Linked DNA regions of Homo sapiens: region 2 is linked to region 1. A link is a loop called in an ENCODE intact Hi-C map of the cell type or tissue named here. Cell type or tissue: Calu3. All regions are shown on one strand. Links, peaks and the distances in the headings refer to the core of each region. The heading gives the core; the rest is flanking DNA. Region 1 overlaps LRIG3-DT (LRIG3 divergent transcript). Region 2 overlaps LRIG3-DT (LRIG3 divergent transcript).

Evidence for each region. Peaks named below come from ENCODE experiments on the same cell type or tissue, not always from the same donor. Only the 100,000 strongest peaks of a DNase experiment are listed, where the experiment ranks them.
Region 2: a loop joins it to region 1, with 3 times the contacts of the local background. A loop is called at or near these places in 1 of 110 quality-filtered maps.

What each region holds. Positions count from the first base shown.
Region 1 is chr12:59,033,234-59,041,386 of GRCh38, reverse strand. The region is part of intron 2 of LRIG3-DT (LRIG3 divergent transcript); the gene reads right to left. Among named protein-coding and RNA genes, the nearest start is that of LRIG3-DT, 120 kb to the right of the region's middle. In Calu3, for the core only: no CTCF peak of the experiment used is centred there; DNase peaks (open chromatin) are centred at 3,816, 3,906 and 4,186.
Region 2 is chr12:58,938,851-58,947,003 of GRCh38, reverse strand. All of the region lies in intron 2 of LRIG3-DT (LRIG3 divergent transcript), which reads right to left. Among named protein-coding and RNA genes, the nearest start is that of LRIG3-DT, 22 kb to the right of the region's middle. In Calu3, for the core only: no CTCF peak of the experiment used is centred there; a DNase peak (open chromatin) is centred at 4,483.

The DNA.
Region 1 (8,153 bases), core at 2,839-5,338:
GAAAGGGTTATTCTCTACACCTTTTCAAAATCACTTGCAGGATATAACTACACTTACTGAATTTCTGACTTGTTAGAGCATGTCACAGGGAACCTCTCCAAGTGAATTTGGGTGTTGTGTTATCGCGTGTGCTTTCCAAAGTATATTAGTTGCTTTTGCTATTTGAACTTAAAAAGGAAGCCCCTTTCATTTCTTTAACTTACTCCTTTAGAATAATCTGCATCTGTGTTTTCTTTGTCTTTTGTTAGCTGTGAAGGCAGCTACTTAGGTATCAGGCATGATGGTAGGCTGTGGTGTGAGGTCTTGTAGGAGGTGAGGGAAACTGGTGGGATTTCAGGAAAACAAAAACAAAATAAAAACATCCCTTTGACTGGGCTTCAAAGGAAGCCATCACATTCAGAAACAGCTCTTCAAGAAAACACAATCACTTCCCATTTTGTTCTGTGCTAAGCCAGTGGTTCAAAAGAGGAGTGATGGATGGCTTGGAGACTGCTGTAGTTAAAAAAAAAAAAAAAAAGAAAAAAAGCCTCACATTCCCAAGGATGCCTTTTGTCCCAGATCACTCTGCAAGCAGCTCCCTCAAAGAGCCAGGAAGCTTTCTCACCAATTCTCAACCTTCTCTCCTCTGGGAAGGCAGCAACAGCTGCTTCACCATCAGGAGTGACTTGCTGAGGAAGACAAAGAACGCACCTTTCCTGTCTGAAACTTCAGGGAGGGCTGAGCACTGAAATAAAATTAATTGCTCAAATTGGAACTTGGCCAGAACCCCAAGGCTAACAACGTACTGTTACAGGAGGGGGAAAAAAAGCTTTAATGAACTTAGGAAGAAGAGATCTAAAAATTATATCAAAACAGACAATACAACTTTTCCCGCCATGGCTTATTTCAGCAGGGAGTGACTTGGAAGGGAGGTGGGAGGGAAGAGTCTGGGTCTCCTGGAATTCTGGCTATCCAAAATCTGAATGAAATCATTGACTTTGCCTCACTTCTAAAAACTTGCTTCAACCTAGAATGATAATTAGGAAGCAGATCTGGTTTAATGTATTATTAATTTAATCTTAACCTTAGTTAAAATTCATAACTTCCTATTAAGGACATGGGTTCCTGTTGAACTGGCCTATCCCAAAGCTTATGAAGAATCTGTAAGATTGCACAAGCAGCATGCAGAGGCCTGAACCTAGCCCATGACAGGTTCTTCTCCCATCTCATCAGAGGGCCTCTGAGCACCGTCCCTGAGAACACAGGGAGAGGAGCACGCAGCCATGCAAATTTAAATTTAATTCCATTCAGCCAGCATTGGTGGGCCAGTTGGGTGCTAAGAGATGTTCAGTATCAAAAAGAGTATCACAGACAAGAGATGTTAATGAACCACTTTGGGCTTGGGGAACAAAGAGATAGGTAGCCTGTGATTTGAACCCAGAACATTAGAGGGAACCAGTACTGAGAGCACTGACTATAGAAATCGGCTCAGAAAGCACAGCCAGATGCACCAGATACAGCATACAAAGTTCAGAGATGGTCTGCGTGCATGTGCAGGATGCAATGTTTGCCTAGTGGAATAGTGGTCTCCCAGTGGCTGGGTATGGCCGATGACAAAGGACCCAGAGCAGGAGATGTTTGGCAAACAAGAGCCCTGGAGGTTATCATTAACTCTTTCAACAAATACATATATTGAGCATCTACTGTGTTATAGACATTGTGCTTAATGCTGGGGATATAAGTGATCAGCATGGTGGACACTGCTATCTAGGAACTTAGTTCACAGGGAATAGTAAGCCAGCGAAGGATCTGAATTTGTGGGCCAGATTCTAGTCTCCTCAGCAAGTAAACCAGAGGCCAGCCTTCATGTTGGAGTTCCCCATTCTAGATGGTGACAGGTTACAAATAAAGAACTAAAAAACAGGAAAATCAGTCTGCTAGATAACTAGTAGGCTTTCAAAGTAGGTTTCTCAGAGCTATCAAATGCCCCTGCATTGGCAAAGAACAGAGAGAAGAAAGAGGAGGGCTTCATTTGGACCAATATATCTATATACTTTCATCTGGCTTCCTTGTAAATAAACGTACTTTGTCCTGGTTGAAGAATACATTTCCTAATGGAGTGATTAAAATATCAAAGTAATACCATGCTCCAAGTTTGTCATTTAATAAATGGCAAATAAATGAAGCTTATTTATTTATTTAATAAAACAAATAATTCTTATGTATTTATTTTAAAATTAATAAGTGGCAAATAAATAAATTTTATTTCCCTTTTAGTAATTTTAAAAATACATAAATTGTATATATTCTATAAATATTTATCAAGCATTTACGATGTACTAGGAACTGTGCCAGATCCTCTAGATGCCAAGATTAAAATAACAAAAGTCCTGCCCTCAAAGAACTTGTAGTCAATTGGAGAAGACAGACAAGTAACTAGCTATTATAGCTATGCCTTAGCTGCCTTTTCTACCTCCATCCCTATCCTACTGGGATTCGAGTAGATCCAAGGTAGATTTAGGTGCTAGAGGTGAGAGTTCAGGCTAGACTAGGAAATCACAATGAAGGTGGACTGAAGCAGAAAGATCCACTTCAGAGTGAAATTGAGTTAAATGCATCAAGTGATTCAAAGGCTAAATTGAACACTAAGGTGAAGAAACAAGCCCAAAGTCTGCAATACTGGGTAGATCTAGAAGAAAGTGAGATGAAAATTGCAGAAGGAAACTGTGTGTGATAGAGACAGAGAAGAAGGTTGATCAAAAACTGAAAATATAGCTTATTGATCTCTAGCTTTATAGGGTTGGGAGGCTAGGCAAGTTTAGAAAAGTCAATACAGGGTAAAATAAAGACAAATGTATAAAGCTCTGGGAACATAAAGGAAGAGGACAGACCTCATTTGTGATGCAGCAGAGATGGTGAGAGTGGGCTTGTGGAGGTCTTCACAGATGAAGCAATGATGATTTGATTCTCTAAGCCTGAGCAGGAGTTAGCCAGACAGGGGAAGAAAAGGGCATTCCAGGCAGAGGCAACCCCCTATAAAATCACGGCAGCTTCAGAAACCTTGTCACAGTTGGCTTGATGGCTGGGCTTCTTAGGAGCAGCTGGAGATGAAGCTAAACTGAAGGCAGGAGTCAGATTGTTAATTTCATTTTAACTCTTTAATGAACTAGTTTAGGGAGAAAATTTTCATATTTATATAATTTGGATAGTTAACCTATAAATCACAAACTTTTAGATTCAGGGATAGTATAGAAAGTATCCAATAAAAATGTTTTTATTCACTCCCTTAAAAATAAGTTTCTATTTAGTCCACCATAAGCCAACTAGAATAATCTGTGACTTGCTAACAGTTGAATTTCGCATCCTTTCTTAGGAAAACATTAAATCTGCTTAGTTCAGTTAAAAAAGTGAACATAGCCATTTTCATGCCTCCTGATGAAATTATGGCCCCTTATATGATCCCAATACTTAATCACTGTTAAATATAAATTTAACTGCTGAGGGTTTAAGTTGCAAGGCTTGTATTTTTGGGTCTTCAACCTCTCATATATTTGTTTCCTCAAATTTTTCTGACTTTGAAATTGCATGAGATCGATTAAGTCATTAGCCACAAATTAAAGATTTGCCACAAGATTCTTCAGTCCTTTGTAGGCTAACATGTTGCTGCTGGCTGTTTATGGAGCTAATCTTAATCCAACATCAGGTTGCACTTGGTTACTGTTCCATCGTTTAATCAGTTGTTTGGGTGCTTGTGGTGGTGGTGGTGCGTAAAATACTGTTCTTAATTATAAAACTCCTATCCTTGGATCAACTTGTCCCAGATAACATTTGTTTCATCTTTATGCACATTCTTTTAAACATTACCAAATGTGCCATCACAGAAAATCACTGATTAAACATTTGGAACAAGTAGCTGGAATCATTTGGTGCTAACAGCAGCCAAGGCAGAGATGTGTGTTATGCAAAGCAGGAAACTGTGAGCACTTTCATCAGGTCTATTTATTGTTCAGCTTAGTTTATACTCTTTATTCTGGATGAATTAATAATAATCCTTTAGAATCACAGAGCACCTTTATTATAAGAATACAAAGCATTCTCTCATACCCTCTCTCTACTCATTTTGCAACATCCCCATAAAGCAGGAAGGGTCAGGTATTCAGACAGGAAACCAAAGCAGACGCTAAATGACTTTCCCCAGGACATATGGTTAGCCACAGACAGAACCATAACAAGAATGCGAGTCCCTTGACATCAAGGTCAATGTTGATGCCATCAGACTGGTGGTTCTCAAAGGATGATCTGTGAAGCCTCTCAGCTTATCCATAGTCTGGGGGTTGTGACGTTAAAGTAAGCCTAAAACACTTCCACTCATTGCTGCCATTAATTCCACACAATAAACATCTGGGATGTGACAATAGCTGTAATGCTGTTTGCTGATGTGAGGTCTCCCATCTTCAAAAAACATAAAAACAGTCCTTTCCTTGAACTTCCTTTGTGGGCTACTATTCATTTCATTCACTTCTTTCTTTCTTTCTTTTCTCCCTATCAAGAGCAGGACTCAGGCATGCAGGCTACAATGCTAGCACATCTTCAAACTAATAACTTAAATATTTGTTCAACACTTATTTAGTATAGATTGGTAGACACTGATTTCCTATTAGTAAATGTATTCTAGAAAAACAGATACAGAATAATTCACTTCAACTGGCTGACATAGGTTTAGTTCTTGTTCTTCAGTTTTATTTTTGCAATAATTTTCCAAATCAGATGACTTCTTAGGAAACATATTAAAGGATTTGAAATTTAGGCAATAAAATAAACCACTTGTTCCAGTAAACAGCACCACACCCATACATTATTCAGTTTCAGATTTAGCTATGACCGCTGAGTTAAGATTACTGAACTTTCGCATGTGTGCTGAAAAACACTACAACAAAAACCCAAAAACAAAACAAAAAACACAGAAAGAGAGATCAGCATCTAAGACAGGAAAGTTCTAAATATTCAGTGGAGGGCACAGTCCACTTTGCTGAGAGAAGGACCAGCTTTCATTTTGCTAGTTATGTGAAGAGCCCTGTGTAGAGCTTTAAAATCACTGGCACCATATTTCTGATTTTTTTTTCAAGATCTATAAATCTGTAGTCCTAACCTTTCTCACAGCTCCAGGTCCACATTCCAATGGCCTGATTGAGAAATCCACGTAGAATACACTGCTCTATATCAAACCCAGTAGGTCCAAACTAACTTAACATTTCTCCTTCAAACTCAACATTTCTCCTTTGAAGGAGCCACAAAAGTTCTATAAAGGACACACAAAAGTATTTTTTTTTTTCATTTACACTTCCTTCTGAAGGGCCACTAACTTTAGCGTTTACTCACTCATTCATTAAATAGTCCATTCAAGGTTCCTGAACACTATTCTAGGCACTAGAAAACCAGAGAACCTCAAGAAATAACCTAGTGAGAAATGATAGTTATCATCCAAAAATTATAATTATTTCAACTGCTCCACCCTAGCTCTGTGACCTCTTCCCTAAACAACTGCACTTCTCTTGGACCTTAATCTATCTGTTTCTTTCCTGAGTCTTTCCTTTTACTCTACAACCAGACTGATTTCATTAAAATCCTCTCATAAACATTCAGTGACTTAGCAGAGCCAGTGAAATAACAGCCTTCATTATTCCTCTCTGAAATCCTGGCAGGGTGTTGTAGAAAATCAAGAACTCACCTGTGCTTGGTGACGAGAGCCAAGACTAAACCTCACTATCAATGTGAGCATGACATTATGGAGCTCTCATTTGTAAGATGAGAAGACCAGATTTCAAAAATTTATATTTCTAAAGTCCTTTCCAATTTTGAAACTTTATGCTTTTGTCAACATATATATCCTCCAACCAACAAGCTTCTTGCTTTTCCCTTGCTGCCCCTGTTCCTCTACTCCAGCATCATGCCTCTAAAATACCCTTCTTCACTCTTCCTTTTCTCTCCTGTTAAAAATCATACACATCCTTTATGGCTTTGTTCAAATGTCGCCTTTTAAGCTCCCAACTATAAGTGAGCTCTCCCCTCTCAAACCCTCATCTGACTTTGTACATGTCACTTTCTTAAATCAAGTATCTGTATTTAAAGTGGCTTTAAAATTTACACACCATAAATCAGATATAATTTAAGATGTAATTACATTAGGAAATGAAATCTAATTATAAGCCCCTATTTCTTTGAACAGTAATGGAAAAAAAGACCCATTCTAAGTAACATACTCTACTTCTGTTTCAAGCTTAGCCTTCTGCAGATTAACTTGGTCTATTTAAGTGCACATGCTTTCTTGGTTATCTCCCATCCCTTCACCTTCTCCTTTCTTCCCAAGTAGTTTCTAAGCAATGAGATTTCTAGAAATCATTATGGTGGCAGGAGTGAGAGGTCCCTGAGACATTTTCAGTCCTCAGCTCCTCACTGGTCTCACTGAGCTGTGTTGCTGCACTTGACCTTTAGGCGAAGGTTTCTTTTCCCTCTGCATCTACTGGTGCTCCCCGAGCCTTAATACACTTGCCTACACCTGCTGCTGATGCCCACAGGGTCCACAATGACTCCTGACCCAAGGATTTCCATTTGGCCTTTTACTTGCCCTGACATCAGGTCTCCTTGGTTCTCCTTTCTGGGAAGGGGAATTTCTACATCTATTCATGCCATACATACACCACATGGAACCAGAGTTGGGTAGGACTTCATCTTGAACACTCTTTAAACTGAACACATACACACACACCATCATTTCTACTTGACTAGAGTCACTCTATGCCGTTGTTGGATAAGAGTAGGAAACAGTTATAGACCTTAAAATTGTACTAATTATTATTTCAGAGCATGGTTTCACTCAGCCTGCTTTATCTATACTTGGGAATATGCTTTATTGTCCTTACTAGAAGAAAACTGTGTTTAAATCCTGGTTTATTCTTCTGTTTATCCTACTCTACAATCTAGCTTTAGAGCTTTGAAAATTTTCTGCCATGTTTTTCTCTATCGATTTATTAGATGTTGATTTTTCTTCTTTTTTTTAATAACATAGGAAAGAAAAGCAGGTATACAGAATAGGCAGGTCTTAGGAAATGGAGTAAAATTATTTCTGTGTTTTACAATTTGAAATTATAAATACTTATCACAGAAGATACATTTGAAAATTAGGAAAAATTTCACTGTGATTGAATGAATTACAGTGTTTATATGATATGGATGATTTAAAAGCCCATATAATCTTAAATCACATTTACAAAAAGTATCATATCCAGGCCTTAGGAAGTTTATCAATTATGATTTGTATGCAAGTTACAGAAAAATGTACTACATTGCTTTAAACAAAAAGGTGCTTATTGTTTCCTGCAACAAGTAGTGTGGTGATGGCAGTCCATAGAGGCTATGCCAGCTCAGTGACAGAATTCAGGGCCTAGGCTCCCTCTATTTTCTGGCATCAGCATACACATCCTCATAATTGCATGAGCGGAGCTACACTTTTGTATTAATCCGTTCTTAAGCTGCTAATAAAGACATACCTGAGGCTGGGTATTTCATAAAAGAAAAGAGATTTAATGGACTCACAATCCAATCCAGCTGGGGAGGCCTCACAATCATGGTGCAAGATGAGGGAGGAGCAAAGGCATATCTTACATGGTGGCAGGCAAGAGAGAGAGCATGTGCAGGGGAACTCCCATTTATAAGACCATCAGATAACGTGAGACTTATTCACTATCACGAGAACAGCATAAAAAAACCCCACCCCCATTATTCAATGGGGAACCCACCTCCCACTGGGTTCCTCCCATGGCATGTAGGGATTATGGGAGCTACAATTCAAGATGAATTTTGGGTGGGAACACAGCCAAACCACATCAACTTTTAAGCATTATGTCCTTACCCTAGACAAGAGAAAAATAAAGGATCCTTCTCCTAGTAAATTTTTGCCCTTTTATTCAGGAAGAAGTATTATTGGGACTTCTTCCTACATATTAGCTAAACATGCTACAAGTCCTCTGCACTCCCACTCCCATAGCTGGAAGAGACTCAGGGACAGGAAGTGCTTTAATTTTTTTACCTCTGAAGTCAAGGGATGAAAAGTGAAAAGAGGGTTGTGAGGCCACAGCTTGACTATTTTTGCACTAGTTAGAAGATTTCTGAAATAA
Region 2 (8,153 bases), core at 3,009-5,508, 95 kb after region 1:
ACCTTACTAAGAAGTGAAACAGAGATGGAATTACAACTGACACCACTGAAATACAAAAGATAATTCAAGGCTACTATGAACAACTTTATGCACATAAACTAGAAAACCTAGAAGAGATGGATAAAATCCTGGAAAAATACAATGCTCCTACCTTAAATCAGGAAGAATTAGATACCCTGAACAAAGCAATAACAAGCAACGAGATTGAAATGGCAATTTAAAAATTACCAACAAAAAAAAAAGTCAAGGACCAGATGGATTCACAGCAGAATTCTACTAGACATTCAAAGAAGAATTGGTACCAATCCTTTTGACACTATTCCATGAGATAGAGAAAGAAAGAACCCTCCATAATTCATTTTATGAAGCCAGCATCACCCTAATACCAAAACCAGGAAAGGACATAACCAAAAAAAAAATAATAATACTTTCAAAGTTCATATGGAACCAAAAAAGAGCCCTCATTGCCAAGACAATCCTAAGCCAAAAGAACAAAGCTGGAGGCATCACGCTACCTGACTTCAAACTATACTACAAGGCTACAGTAAGCCAAAAGAACAAAGCTGGAGGCATCACGCTACCTGACTTCAAACTATACTACAAGGCTACAGTAAGCCAAAAGAACAAAGCTGGAGGCATCACGCTACCTGACTTCAAACTATACTACAAGGCTACAGTAAGCCAAAAGAACAAAGCTGGAGGCATCACGCTACCTGACTTCAAACTATACTACAAGGCTACAGTAACCAAAACAGCATGGTACTGGTACCAAACAGAGATATAGACTAACGGAACAGAACACAGCCCTCAGAAATAATACCACACATCTACAACCATCTGATCTTTGACAAACCTGACAAAAACAAGAAATGGGGAAAGGATTCCCTATTTAATAAATGGTGCTGGGAAAACTGGCTAGCCATATGTAGAAAGCTGAAACTGGATCCCTTCCTTACACCTTATACAAAAATTAATTCAAGATGGATTAAAGACTTAAACGTTAGACCTAAAACCATAAAAACCCTAGAAGAAAACCTAGGCAATACCATTCAGGACATAGGCATGGGCAAGGACTTCACGACTAAAACACCAAAAGCAATGGCAACAAAAGCCAACATTGACAAATGGGATCTAATTAAACTAAAGAGCTTCTGCACAGAAAAAGTGGGAAAAGGATATGAACAGACACTTCTCAAAAGAAGACATTTATGCAGCCAACCGACACATGAAAAAATGCTCATCATCACTGGCCATCAGAGAAATGCAAATCAAAACCACAATGAGATATCATCTCATACCAGTTAGAATGGTGATCATTAAAAAGTCAGGAAACAACAGGTGCTGGAGAGGATGTGGAGAAATAGGAACATTTTTACACTGTTGGTGGGACTGTAAAGTAGTCCAACCATTGTGGAAGACAGTGTGGTGATTCCTCAAGGATCTAGAACTAGAAATACCATTTGACCCAGCCATCCCATTACTGGGTATATACCCGAAGGATTATAAATCATTCTGCTGTAAAGACACATGCACACATATGTTTACTGCAGCACTATTCACAATAGCAAAGTCATGGAACCAACCCAAAAGTCCATCAATGATAGACTGGATTAAGAAAATGTGGCCCATATACACTACAGAATACTATGCAGCCATAAAAAAGGATGAGTTCATGTCCTTTGTAGGGACATGGATGAAGCTGGAAATCATCATTCTGAGCAAACTATCACAAGGACAGAAAACCAAACACCGCATGTTCTCACTCATAGGTGGGAATTGAACAATGGGAACACTTGGACGCAGGGTGGGGAACATCACACACCAGGGCCTGTTGTGGGGTAGGAGGAGGAGGTAGGGATAGCATTAGGAGAAATACCTAATGTAAATGACGAGTTAATGGGTGCAGCACACCAACATGGCACATGTATACATATGTAACAAACCTGCATGTTGTGCACATGTACCCTAGAACTTAAAGTATAAAGAAAAAAACCTACCAACTGAAATCCTTGATGAACATTGATGCTAAAATCCTTAACAAAATACTAGCTAACCAAATCCAATAACATAACAGAAAGATAATCCACCATGATCAAGTGGGTTTCATATCAAGGATGCAGGGATGTTTTGACATATGCGATTCAGTAAATGTGATACACCACATAAACAGAATTAAAAACAAAAATCACATGATCATCTCAATAGATGCAGAAAAAGCATTCAACAAAATCCAGTATCCCTTTATGTTTAAAACTCTCAGCAAAATCGGCATACGAGGGACATACCTTAATGTAATAAAATGTGTGTGTGTGTGTGTGTGTGTGTGTGTGTATATATATATATATATAATATATATATATATATATATATATGAATGATGGAATACTACTCAGCCATAAAAAGCAATGAATTAACAGCATTTGCAGTGACCTGGATGAGACTGGAGACTATTATTCTAAGTGAAGTAACTCAGGAATGGAAAACCGTACATCATATGTTCTCACTGACATGTGAGAGCTAATCTATGAGGACACAAAGGCATAAGAATGATAAAATGGACTTTGGGGACATGGGGGGAAGAGTAGGAGGGGGACAGGGATAAAAGACTACAAATATGGTGCAGTGTATACTGCTTGGGTGATGGGTGCACCAAAATCTCACAAATCACCACTACAGAACTTACTCATGTAACCAAATACCCCAATAACTTATGGAAAAATAAAGAAAGTATTGCTTCTAAGTTCAAAAGCTAGCTCCTTCATTTACTTAGCTTGTAACTTTAAGCAAATTTATTTAGCTTCACTCGGCCTCAGTTTCCCCATTGATGGAATGATAATAATAAGAGTAATTACTATACAATATTATCAGGAGGAACAAGACACAATATAAGTTATATGAAGTTCTTGCCTGGGCATGGTAGTTCACCCTTGTAATCCCAGCAACTTTGGGAGGCTGAGGCAGGTGGATCACAAGGTCAGGAGTTCGAGAACAGTCTGGCCAATATTGTGAAACCCCGTCTCTACTAAAAATACAAAAATTAGCTGGGTGTGGTGGCACACATCTGTAATCCCAGCTACTTGGGAGGTTGAGGCAGGAAAACTGCTTGAACCTGGGAGGTGGAGGTTGCAGTGAGCAGAGATCGCACCACTGCATTCCAGCCTGGGCTACAGAGCGAGACTCCATCTAAAAAAAAAAAACAGGAAGAAGTTCTTAGTCAAGTGTCTAGGGCAGTGGTCCCAACCATTTTGGCACCAGGGACTGGTTTGATGAAAGACAATTTTTACAAGGACAGGAAGCAAGGAGGTGGTTTGGGGATGAAACTGTTCTACCTCAGATCATCAGGCATGAGTTAGATTTTCCTAAGGGGCATGCAACCTAGATCTCTTGCATGCACAGTTCACAATAGGGTTCAAACTCCTGTGAGAATCTAATGCCAAGGTTGATCCGACAGAAGGTAAAGATCAGGTGGTAATGCTCCATCAGCCACCGCTCACCTCCTGCTGTGTGGCCCAGCTGCCAACAGGCCTCGGACTGCTACCTGTCCATGGCCCAGGGGTAGCAGACTCCAGGTCTAGGGTATGGCAAACACTGAAAAGTACTGGCCATTATAATCATTTATCAGGCTTGGAGAGTAAAGTCTAGACTCTGTCGTCATCTTTTCATTGCTGTGGGGTTAATAAGCCTGGGCCTACATCTCATTTTTGGTTTTATTTACTCACACTCCTGTGTTTTTCTGCCAGTCTTGGGTATTACTGCATCCTTTATCATTGGGAGATAGTAAATAGCCTGAGTAAACAGGATTACAACTCAGTCCACAGCTCACTACATTTCATGCCACCAACAGAAAGAGCTGTGGGCACTGTAACTACCTGATTCATATCCCACCAAACTGACATTGAGGTTGGCTCCTGTCTACGTAACAGGCAAAAAGCAAAATGCGTATTAAAATAATTTAGTTTAAGAGTCTATAACTTACTTTGACTGGATTTTACCAAAATGAAAAAAAATTTTAATTGCTAATTGAATTTATCCATGCTTCTAGTCTTACGGTTTTGGTCACCACTTATTTTCTCCTAGTTTTGAAGGAAGTGGTAGGAAACCATTTTCAAATTTTTCTAATGAATGAGTTTCTTCATAAGAATGATTCTGATTTTCCATATGTATGTATTTGATTTTTCTTTTTTTCAGTATTTACTTAGGTTGACATCTGAAAACCTATATAAGAAGTGCAAGTGAATGAAAGCAAATTATAAATAGAAGTGATTAGCTCACCCCCACTAACCCCCCAAAAAGGAAAAAGACTGGCTATATCTTTAGGAAAACCTAACTTGTCTTCTTTTATAAAACATAGCAAAACTACCTATAACTAAAGCACTATATAGATATAGTTTGGTGATTCATAACTTACTATTAAAATATTACTAGCTGGGTGTGGTCACATGCAACTGAGGAAGCTGAGGAGGGAGGATCGCTTGAGCCCAGGGATTGGAGCTTCCAGTGAGCTATGATCTTGCCACTATACACTAACCTCAGCGACACAGTGAAACCTTGTCTTAAAAAATATATATTAAATATAAAAATAAAAAACAAAATATTACAAATATGGCAATCAACATATTACTGCTGGATCAGTTTGAGAAAATGACTACAGAGATTTAGGTTTTCATAGAGAAGACAAATTTTCATTTTCTTTCTTTTTCCAATTTTCTTTTAAAATATTTCTAAAGTTAATTTCTTATAGCAGCTGTGTATATCCCCAAGTGTTAAACAATCTAATTCAAAAGTCAAGTAAGACTGAAGTATTATCTCCATAAAATATAATTAAGAATTTAAAGGTAATATTTTAAGTTTCACCTTGAAGACTATATGTGTTTTTCTCCCAAGGCAATGCCTCTTTAAAAAATCCTAAAGTAATCCCCATTCATACAGTTAAGACATGACTTTATAGTTTTTACTATTAAGTGGAAAAAATAAGTTTTGAACCATTAAAGGTTGAATGTACCCTATAAAAAATAAAACAGGAAAAGCAACGACAACTTCAACTTAAGCTGTATCAGTAGCCGATTTAAGTTATTCACTCCAAACGGTGACATTCTTCCTTCCCCCAAGGGCTTTCCATTTCCTTCTTTTCATCTATTCTTTTGTTTTTTTAAAACTATAACTGAGTTTCCTACAGGAAAGGGAAGCTGGAGTAGCAAAATTTAAATGCATGTACACCCCGTTTCTACTCATTTTTCTCTTGCAGGTGGCTAGAAGTAAGATGTATACTTACTTTTTATTTTTCCTAAAAATACACCCCTGTCACAGGAGAGAAAGACATTTTCTGTGAAATTATAACTAGCCTTACTAAGTGAATATACCCTTTCAAAAGTCACTGAAAGATAAGGAAATGTATCAAGGCATGAGATAAAACAAAGTCAACATTTTAGCCAATGTTTCGTTAAAGTGACAGAGGAAGAGAGCAATTCCAGCAAAACAAAGCAGAAAACCCAAGTGGCTGATAGTTCCACTTATAAAAACTTTAGAAACAAACCAAAATGATATTAGAAAAAGAAACCTAACAGTTATTTTTTAATAGCGCAATTGTTGCTAATTATGTAAAGTCATTGTATTTTTCTTGTCACTTATATTTTGATTGTATGCTATGCGATCTAGTGAGCACATTAAAAACACTAAGTCTCACAAAAAACTGTCTGAAATAGATACTATTATACCTGTTCTATAGATTGGAAACCGAGCCTTAGAAACTCTCAAAACATTGCCAAAGATCACTTAGGATTTGAACCCAGGGCTTAGCCACCATGTAAGTTGATAACATTTCTCCCTACCTTTTCATGTTCTAAGTAGCTACTAATTGCATGGTACCAGGTATTTGGTCTTTATTCATTAGATATTATTAATGTGACCCATTCTTTCATTATTTTATATCAAAATAAATGCTCTTCAACTTTCCTCGGGAACTGCTACAACAAGACTTTGTTTTGTTTCTTCTGTTTTGTGTTCATTCAAGTAAACATTTCATTTAGGCTCCTTTGGAGGGATAATTACTTGGTTAGATCACTCTAAAGTTCTCCAATAGCTTTTTCCTCTCATTTTCTTAAATATTTTCATTAAGTACTCAAAAACTATTTTTAAAAAGGTCCAAATTGTTAACAACAACAACAATAATTTCCTAGGCTTATCTATCCTTTCCATCACCTCTACCTAATATCTTTACATCCTTACCTCAAAACATTTATTAAAGGCACTCCTTTTTCTCAAATTACATGACTACCACTCCTTATGCAGGGAATACTATAATATTCTCCTAACCTAGTCTTCCTGACACTACTTTCCTCCTCTTCTAGTTCGTACCAAATACCTCTGCCAGAGTGATCTTCCTGAAACGTAATTTAATTTGATTTCAGACTGCAGTTGAATTGATATATTGTTACAAAATATCACATATGCAAGAGTATATAAAATACATACTTAGCATTTAAGGAATAAAATGAAACCAACAACTAAAGGTCTACTAACTTCACTGAGAAAGAGAACATTCCCAGTATTTTAGAAGCCCTTGTTTGGCCTTCCCAGATCTCAGTCTGTCCTTCCCCCAAGAGGTGAACACATTCCTAAAGTTTGTACTAATTATTGTCTTGCTTCTCAATTTAGTGTGGTCACATAGCATGTGATTCAAATTATATATACATATATATACACACACACACACACATATGTATTTTAGTGTTGTCTGTTTATTTGTACTTTATTCAAATGGGCTCATACTGTACATATTCCTTGGTGATCACTCCTTTTTTACAATACTATGTTTTTCAGATGCATCCAGGAATTACTGCGTCTAGCTCTGTTGCATAGCATTTCTTTGTATCAACATTACAAAATACATTTATCCATGTTACTGATGATATAATGTGAGTTATGCTGTGTATTAGTCCATTCTCACACTGCCAATAAAGACATACCTGAGACTGGGTAACTTATAAAGGAAAGAAGTTTAATTGACTCTCAGTTCTGCATGGGTGGGGAGGCCTCAGTAAACTTACAATCACGGTGGAAGGCTAGAGAGAAACAAGGCACCTTCTTCACACAGCAGCAGGAAGGAGAACTGAGTGAAGGGGAAGAGCTCCTTATAAAACCATCAGGTCTCGTGAGAACTCACTCACTATCACAAGAACAGCATGGGGGAAAGTTCTCCTATGATTTAATTACCTCCACCTGGTCTCTCCCTCGACAAGTGTGGATTATGGGAATTATAATTCAAGATAAAATTTGGGCGGGAACACAAAGCCTAACCGTATCATGCTATAGCATATAATCTGAATGTGTATAACCAATGTAGTGATACAAGGAGGTGAGGCCTTTGAGAGCGTGGTAGGTCACCTGGGAAGAGCCCTCATAAATGGGATAGTGCCCTTATAAAGAAGATCCAAGAGGGACTCCCACCCTTTGCCAAGTGAGGACACAGTGAGAAAGTGCTGTCTGTGAACAGGCCCTTATCAGATGTTGAACCTGCTGGCACCTTGATCTTTGACTTCCCAGCCTCCAGAACTGTGAGAAATAAATTTCCTGTTGCTCACAAGCTACCCAATTTATGATATATTATTATAGCAGCCTGAATAGGCTAAAACAAGTTGTTCTGTTATTTTGTTATTATAAGCAAACTGCCATGAACATTCTTGTACATTCCTCTTTGGTGTACATATGCTGGAGTTCCTATATAGTACATGCCAGGATACACTGTACACAAACTAGTTTCAAAGATTATTTCCAAGGTTTATACCAATTTATACTCCCACGTGATTTCTGTTTTCCTCCACATCAGAGATCAGCAAATCTCAGCCATGAACCCAATCAAGTTTGCTGCCTGTTTATGTAAATAAAGGTTTATTGGAAGAAAATTATGTTCATTTGGTGAGTTATTGTGTGCAGCTGCTTTTGTAATACAACAGCACAGTCAAGTAGTTATGAGAAAATTTATGCAAATCCTAAAATAATTACTATCTGGCTCTTTACGGAAAGTTAGCCAGTCTCTGTCCTATATCCATGTAAACACTTGATATTTTCTGACTTTGAAAATCTTTGGCAATTTGGTGCATAATAAAATACCTCATTGTGATTTAACATGTAAATATATTAAATTATATTTTACT